Regions from separate parts of the Mus musculus genome. Here region 2 is linked to region 1. Evidence: chromatin loops called from intact Hi-C (ENCODE). Cell type or tissue: left cerebral cortex. All regions are shown on one strand. Links, peaks and the distances in the headings refer to the core of each region. The heading gives the core; the rest is flanking DNA.

Region 1 (2,914 bases), core at 103-2,602:
ATTTCTCACAACATTACCAGATTTCTATCTGGAAGATAGGAATGATCACATAGAAAGATTTTATTCAAGCTAACAAAAAAGTACCTCACACTGAGAGACTGTCTTAACATACTGGGAAAGGCTTGAAAAAACAGCCTTAAAAACTATTTTCTCACCCAAAACATCAGATAAAAAGGTGTTAAATCTTTTGTTTACTTGACGCCTGAGAAGTCAAAAGCAGATCAGATTTGTAATAATTAACTTCCTTACTGTACTGGCTTGCCACAAGAAAGCAAGTGTGGATTAAATGACATCATTAGCTTGGATTCCCAATAAAGCTGGAATACTTCAATTTGCAACAGTTAGCTAAAAATAAAGACCTACCATTTGTATGAGGGAGTGGCAGGCGGTTCTAGTTTTATTTATAAGATTTCTTTATTTAAGAATGATGCTTACTGTAAAATAAACAGGAGACTGACTGAAATACATACTTTTTAGTTTTCACCTGAAAAACTGTTCTACCACAAGAAAAAAGAATGAAGATTTTGGTCTCAAAACAGGACATTTCTGTTTCTCTAAGATTTATCACTGCCTTGAAACCTCGTAGAAAAAAAATACTGCAATTGGTACAATTTCAAAATTAAACAGCATATAGATTAGCATTCCTAGAACTGAAGTGATGTCTGCCTTAACTGTCATTGTCGCCTTGGCGTTGTTATTTTCTGGGCTGCAAGTGCCAAGGGACATGAGAGATTTTCGTCTGTGAATGATTTCTGAGAAAGGTGACGCTTTTTAGACACTTAAGTCACTCTAGGGTTTTCTTTTTCTTTTTCCAGGTAATACAGTAATGTTCAAAAGTTAAACCACTGGCTCCTAACCCGTGCGTTCTAACCGCCTTGAGGGGTGGGTGACACACAAGAGATGCACAGAGAAGTTGCACCGGTCTGCGGTGAAGACCTTTCCGGCGCGCCTTCCTCCTAGGCCCAGGGCGAGCTTCCGCCGGGAGGCCGAGGAGGACCCAGACCTCCTCCGGAGCCCGCACGAGCCTAGTTCGGAGTCCGGGGGAGCCGCCTGACCCGCGCCCCGCGCCGCTACCTCCGCCACCTCGGGGCCCGCGCGGCTCGCGACCCTCAGCGGCCGCAAGCTGCAGTGCATCCCCGCGCTGTGCGGAGCCCGGGCCGAGAGAGAGCCGCGCGCCCCCGCCGCGGCCTAGCCCTCGCCGCCCCGCCGCGCCACCCAGCCCTCACTTACCAGCTGCTGCCGGACCCAGCGCCACATGCCCCCGCCGTCGCCGACGCCGTCGTGGCCCGCCGGACGCGGGACCGAGCGGCAGCAGGTGGAAGAGGACTCCGAGTGTGACCGGAGCAGGCGAGCCCCTCGGGCTTAAGTTCTGCTCTCTGCTGTCCCCGCTTTTCTACCCGAGTCGGGTCCCCATCCCGCCACCCCGGCCCGGAGGTCCTACAGGCGCGGCCTGGCTGCCAACCGCGCCCGGCGCAGCACTACTCCCCGCTGAGCCGCCGCCACCTTCATCTCTGACCGTTGTCACCCGAAGCACCGCCGCCCCCACGGCGCCGCCCCGCCCTCGCCCGCCATGGGCCCGCCCCCACGGCGCCGCCCCGCCCTCGCCCTCCATGGTCCCGCCCCCAAGCCCTGTGCCCCTCCCTCACCTGCTCTGGACCCGCCCGCTTCTTTACCTCTCGGAGGCCCACCCTTCCGTGTTTCCGCGCGGGTTTGCCCGCCCCTTTCCGGGGCGGTTTGTCGCGAAAACGTGAGCGCTGTCAGGCTCGCCGGCTCTGTGGGCCTTTTTCGAGTTTTTGTATCTTGGCCGGCTAGGCTGTAGCAACTCCTCGAAGAGGAGTTGGCTCTGCCCTGTCACAGATCTTCCCCCTCCCCCACCAACCCCCCCCCCCATCCACCCCAACATTCGGATCCACACCAGCAAATGTATGTGACCAAAAGGTCTGTGCCCAGACCATTAAATTATCAAAGACTTACATTTGGAGAGGGAGATGATTATGATCAAACTAAATTGTACAAAATTCTTATAGACTTGGTAAAAAAAATTTTTTTAATTGTCAAAGGCATTTAATTGCTTCACACATAACTCAGCGAGTAACCAAAGTGGACTAATATTGGGGAAAGTTTGAGATTTCTCTGTGAGAGTCCAGCCTGCACCTCAATTTCTGGAGCTATTGCTGAGTTCCTATCCTGATGAATTAAGCTGGAAAGGCTAAGGGGAGAGACTTTCCTCGGAAAGCTAATTGCTAAGCATGCAATGAAAACTACCTCCAAAGTAGCGTGACCTCTCTAACAAGGGTGTGGATAACTTTTAAGAAGGCCCATACAAGCAACTGGAACAAGTTTATACTGTCTAAAAGCAGCCACCTGTTCGTCTTCGTCGTACTCTCTTTTTCCTGAATTAAAACACGTCACCATCAGACATTTGTAATTTGAAAAGTAACATTCTGCAAAAACCTAAATCTAAGCTACGGTGATTAGACAAATCTGTCTTTTGGTTTCAGTAGTCATGTCTTAGTTAATCCAGCATTGCAATTAGAGTCTTTCAGTTATCTATGGCCTATAAAATCTGCAATGGAGCCCTTTAATCCCTTTTTAATCCCTGCACTCGGGAGACACAGGCAGGCAGATTTCTGAGTTCGAGACCGGCCTGGTCTACAAAGTGAGTTCCAGGACAGCCAGGGCTATACAGTGAAACCCTGTCTCGGGGGGGGGGGGGGGGGACCTGCAATAATTTTTTTTTAATATTATAAATTACCCAAATTTAGGACAGATATTTAAAAAGAAAAAGGAACCTTCGTTTTGCTCTTATGCCCGACCCTTACTCTGTGACACCAGCATAAAGTTACTGGAATGCTTTTAGAGAAAACAAAATGTTACTTCCGTTCTAAGGCAGTGTCCCAGAACCCACTGCGTC
Region 2 (2,914 bases), core at 132-2,631, 61 kb after region 1:
ATTCTTTTTTGCCTAGTCTTCAGTGTAGGTTTTTTTTTTTTTTTTATTCTCCTGTATGCAAGGAGAAGGGAATGAAGGGGATTCCTTTCCTTCAGCATCTGCTGCTTTTCAAATACCTTCCACTCCAAACAACACTCATGCCGAAGTGGCACATTCCAGGAATTTTATAAATGGACTGACAAAGGATCTAAAGGATTCTTTTGTTCCTTACTTTGGCTATCAAATTATGACAGAGTGACCACCCCTAAAATCGGGATGCTCTCGGGAATCTCATACTACCAGAAGAAAAAGTTTCAAGCCTGTAGCTAACCAGAGGGGCACTTGTCGCTAGAAACTGGTTTGCACCTTGTCCTTGCAGGAGACAATGATTTGCAGGTCAGTGATCTGCAGGACCCTACCTTGACCAGGGCTATTTATGCTTTCCCCAGGCCTTTTACTAAGTTAGCTCATGACATCCTCCTGAAGACAACCGGGGTGGGAGGTGCCAGTAGTGAGGGGTCAGAGACAAAGCTCTACACCGCCATCCTAGCCTGAGCAGCTAGCTACCCAAGATGTTTAAGGACCAAGATGTCAGGCGGAAATGGGACTTCAATAGCAAGAATTTCAGGACTGTTGGAGCAGAGATTTTGTTAATTGTTTTCATACAGGCTTACACAGAGGCCTGAAAGAAAGAGTGTTGCTCCGACGAAAGTAAGACACAGCCGGAAGTACAGGTGTAGACTATTCACAGGAATCACACTTCAAGAGTCTTAGCGATGACGTCACCGGAGGCGGGAAGACGAGGACACACGTCACCTTTAGCACCCTTGGGACTTTTATGAACCTTAACTCAGTCGCTGAAAGAACTTTAAGATTTGCCAATTTATGAAGCAGAGTTGGTGATTTCATCAAGGGTATCTCAATGGAAATGTAAGCTCAAGGGCGGAGAGACAGATGAGGGCTCAAAAGACAGTAAGCACATCTGGGAACAGTGGATTGATCGATCCAGCCGGTCTCCGATGACTCCCAGAGAGGTAAAGTGTGTCCTGTGTGTGAACTTGTAGGAAGAACATCTACTTACCATCGTATGCTTATACATGATCGGGCATGCACATGATTAATAGCAGATGTATCATGGGAAAAGACAGGCATAGTGAGCAAAGGCTTGCTTAACGTAAGCCTATCAATGAAAACAGGAAAGCAAGGGCTGGAGAGATGGCTCAGCAGTTAAGAGAACTTCCTGTTCTTCCAGAGAACGTGAGTTCAGTTTCTAGCATTCATGTCTGATACCTATAATTCTACCCAGCTCCAGGGACTATGGCACCCTCTTCTGGCCTCTGAGGGCACTGTACTCATGTGGATTCTTTTAAATCACGTGCTCTCGCTAGAGGTTCAGGCTGTGCTCTCCTCTGTTATGTGAAAGCTGTGCCCTGGGTGACTCCATTTTACAAAGCAGCAAATTCAGAGGCAACATGACTGTCCACGTAGATACCACCGGAAGCACAGACTGCCAGATAACTGATTCTTTTTTTTTTTAATTTTTTTATTAGGTATTTTCCTCATTCCAATGCTATCCCAAAAGTCCCCCATACCCTCCCCCCCACTCCCCTACCCACCCACTCCCCCTTTTTGGCCCTGGTGTTCCCCTGTACTGGGGCATATAAAGTTTGCAAGTCCAATGGGCCTCTCTTTGCAGTGATGGCTGACTAGGCCATCTTTTGATACATATGCAGCTAGAGTCAAGAGCTCCGGGTTACTGGTTAATTCATAATGTTGTTCCACCTATAGGGTTGCAGATCCCTTTAGCTCCTTGGGTATTTTCTCTAGCTCCTCCATTGGGGGCCCTGTGATCCATCCAATAGCTGACTGTGAGCATCCACTTATGTGTTTGCTAGGCCCCGCAGATAACTGATTCTTAAAAAAGGTACCAATTATAAACTTATCAAAGTAGATTTGAAACCACAACAGAAAAATCCAGACCCAAGAAACCCTCAAACACACAGGCCAAGGAAGGGTGAGATCTCCTTACCTAGACCCCACTAACAGACACTCAATACCATGATGATGACAGTCCCAGCAACGGTCATCCACTTGTCTGGTATGGGGGCAGAGACTTCTTGAGCTTCAGCCCAGCAAGCTCCTTACTTCTTGAAACATCCCTTATGAGTTGCCATCTGTTGGTCTGTCTGTCTATACCTATGGACCAGGTCTTCACCACTGTCGTCCTGCGTTTCTGCCCTACCTTGTGGTCCCATGATTCAGCTCAGTGCCACCGGCTTGCTCTCCAACTGGATTTTAAAACTACCTGCAGTACCTGCATCTGTACCAATTTTTTTGTAAAGCCCTCTTTGAACTATACCACTTCATTAACCCATTAGTAGCCATTCTGCAATTTACATGCATACAGACACACACATGCACATACACATGTATGCACACTTGTGAGTCTGAAGTACAATGTCAGATCTGAGAGTTGATGTTAGTGATTAAGACCGGAATAAAGTAATGTGTGTTGCCAATAGTCTGCTATCAAGGGAAACTGGGACACCCAGGTAAACCGTAGCCAGCAAAAGCAACATAGCTTGTGAATTTATCATTATTTAATAAAGTCTGACATCGTCAAGAGTCTCAATGTGCCCTTCTGTGTTTTGTGCACAGAACACATTTAAATTATTTTCCTCCTACAGTTAATGTGTCATGAATCCTTTATTTATTTATTTATTTATTTATTTATTTTGTCTTCAATATAAATTTATTTGGTTTAATACTGCTTGAGAGTGACTTAGGTTTGGGGAGTCCTCAGACTCTTCAATACTCCTCAGCCTTACTAGGTCTCCTTATGACCATGATAGGCAGAGGGGAATGTGAACATGATTTGGGGACATGTGAACAGAGATTTGGGTACTCTCCTTAAAATCATCATCTTGTAAAACTA

Evidence for each region. Peaks named below come from ENCODE experiments on the same cell type or tissue, not always from the same donor. Only the 100,000 strongest peaks of a DNase experiment are listed, where the experiment ranks them.
Region 2: it touches region 1 in a loop (2.4-fold over the local background); 8 of 42 quality-filtered maps call a loop at or near these places.

Annotation. Positions count from the first base shown.
Region 1 is chr3:35,752,727-35,755,640 of GRCm38, reverse strand. It overlaps Atp11b (ATPase, class VI, type 11B), which reads right to left and starts at 1,578. Exons shown (of 30, transcript NM_029570.4): 1 at 1,231-1,578. The coding sequence starts at 1,257. In left cerebral cortex, for the core only: a CTCF peak has its summit at 1,115; DNase peaks (open chromatin) are centred at 349, 1,123 and 1,567; H3K4me3 peaks cover 1,999 bases; H3K27ac peaks cover 1,001 bases.
Region 2 is chr3:35,691,585-35,694,498 of GRCm38, reverse strand. No RefSeq gene overlaps it. Among named protein-coding and RNA genes, the nearest start is that of Gm6639, 27 kb to the right of the region's middle. In left cerebral cortex, for the core only: a CTCF peak has its summit at 1,306 (motif pointing left); a DNase peak (open chromatin) is centred at 1,297.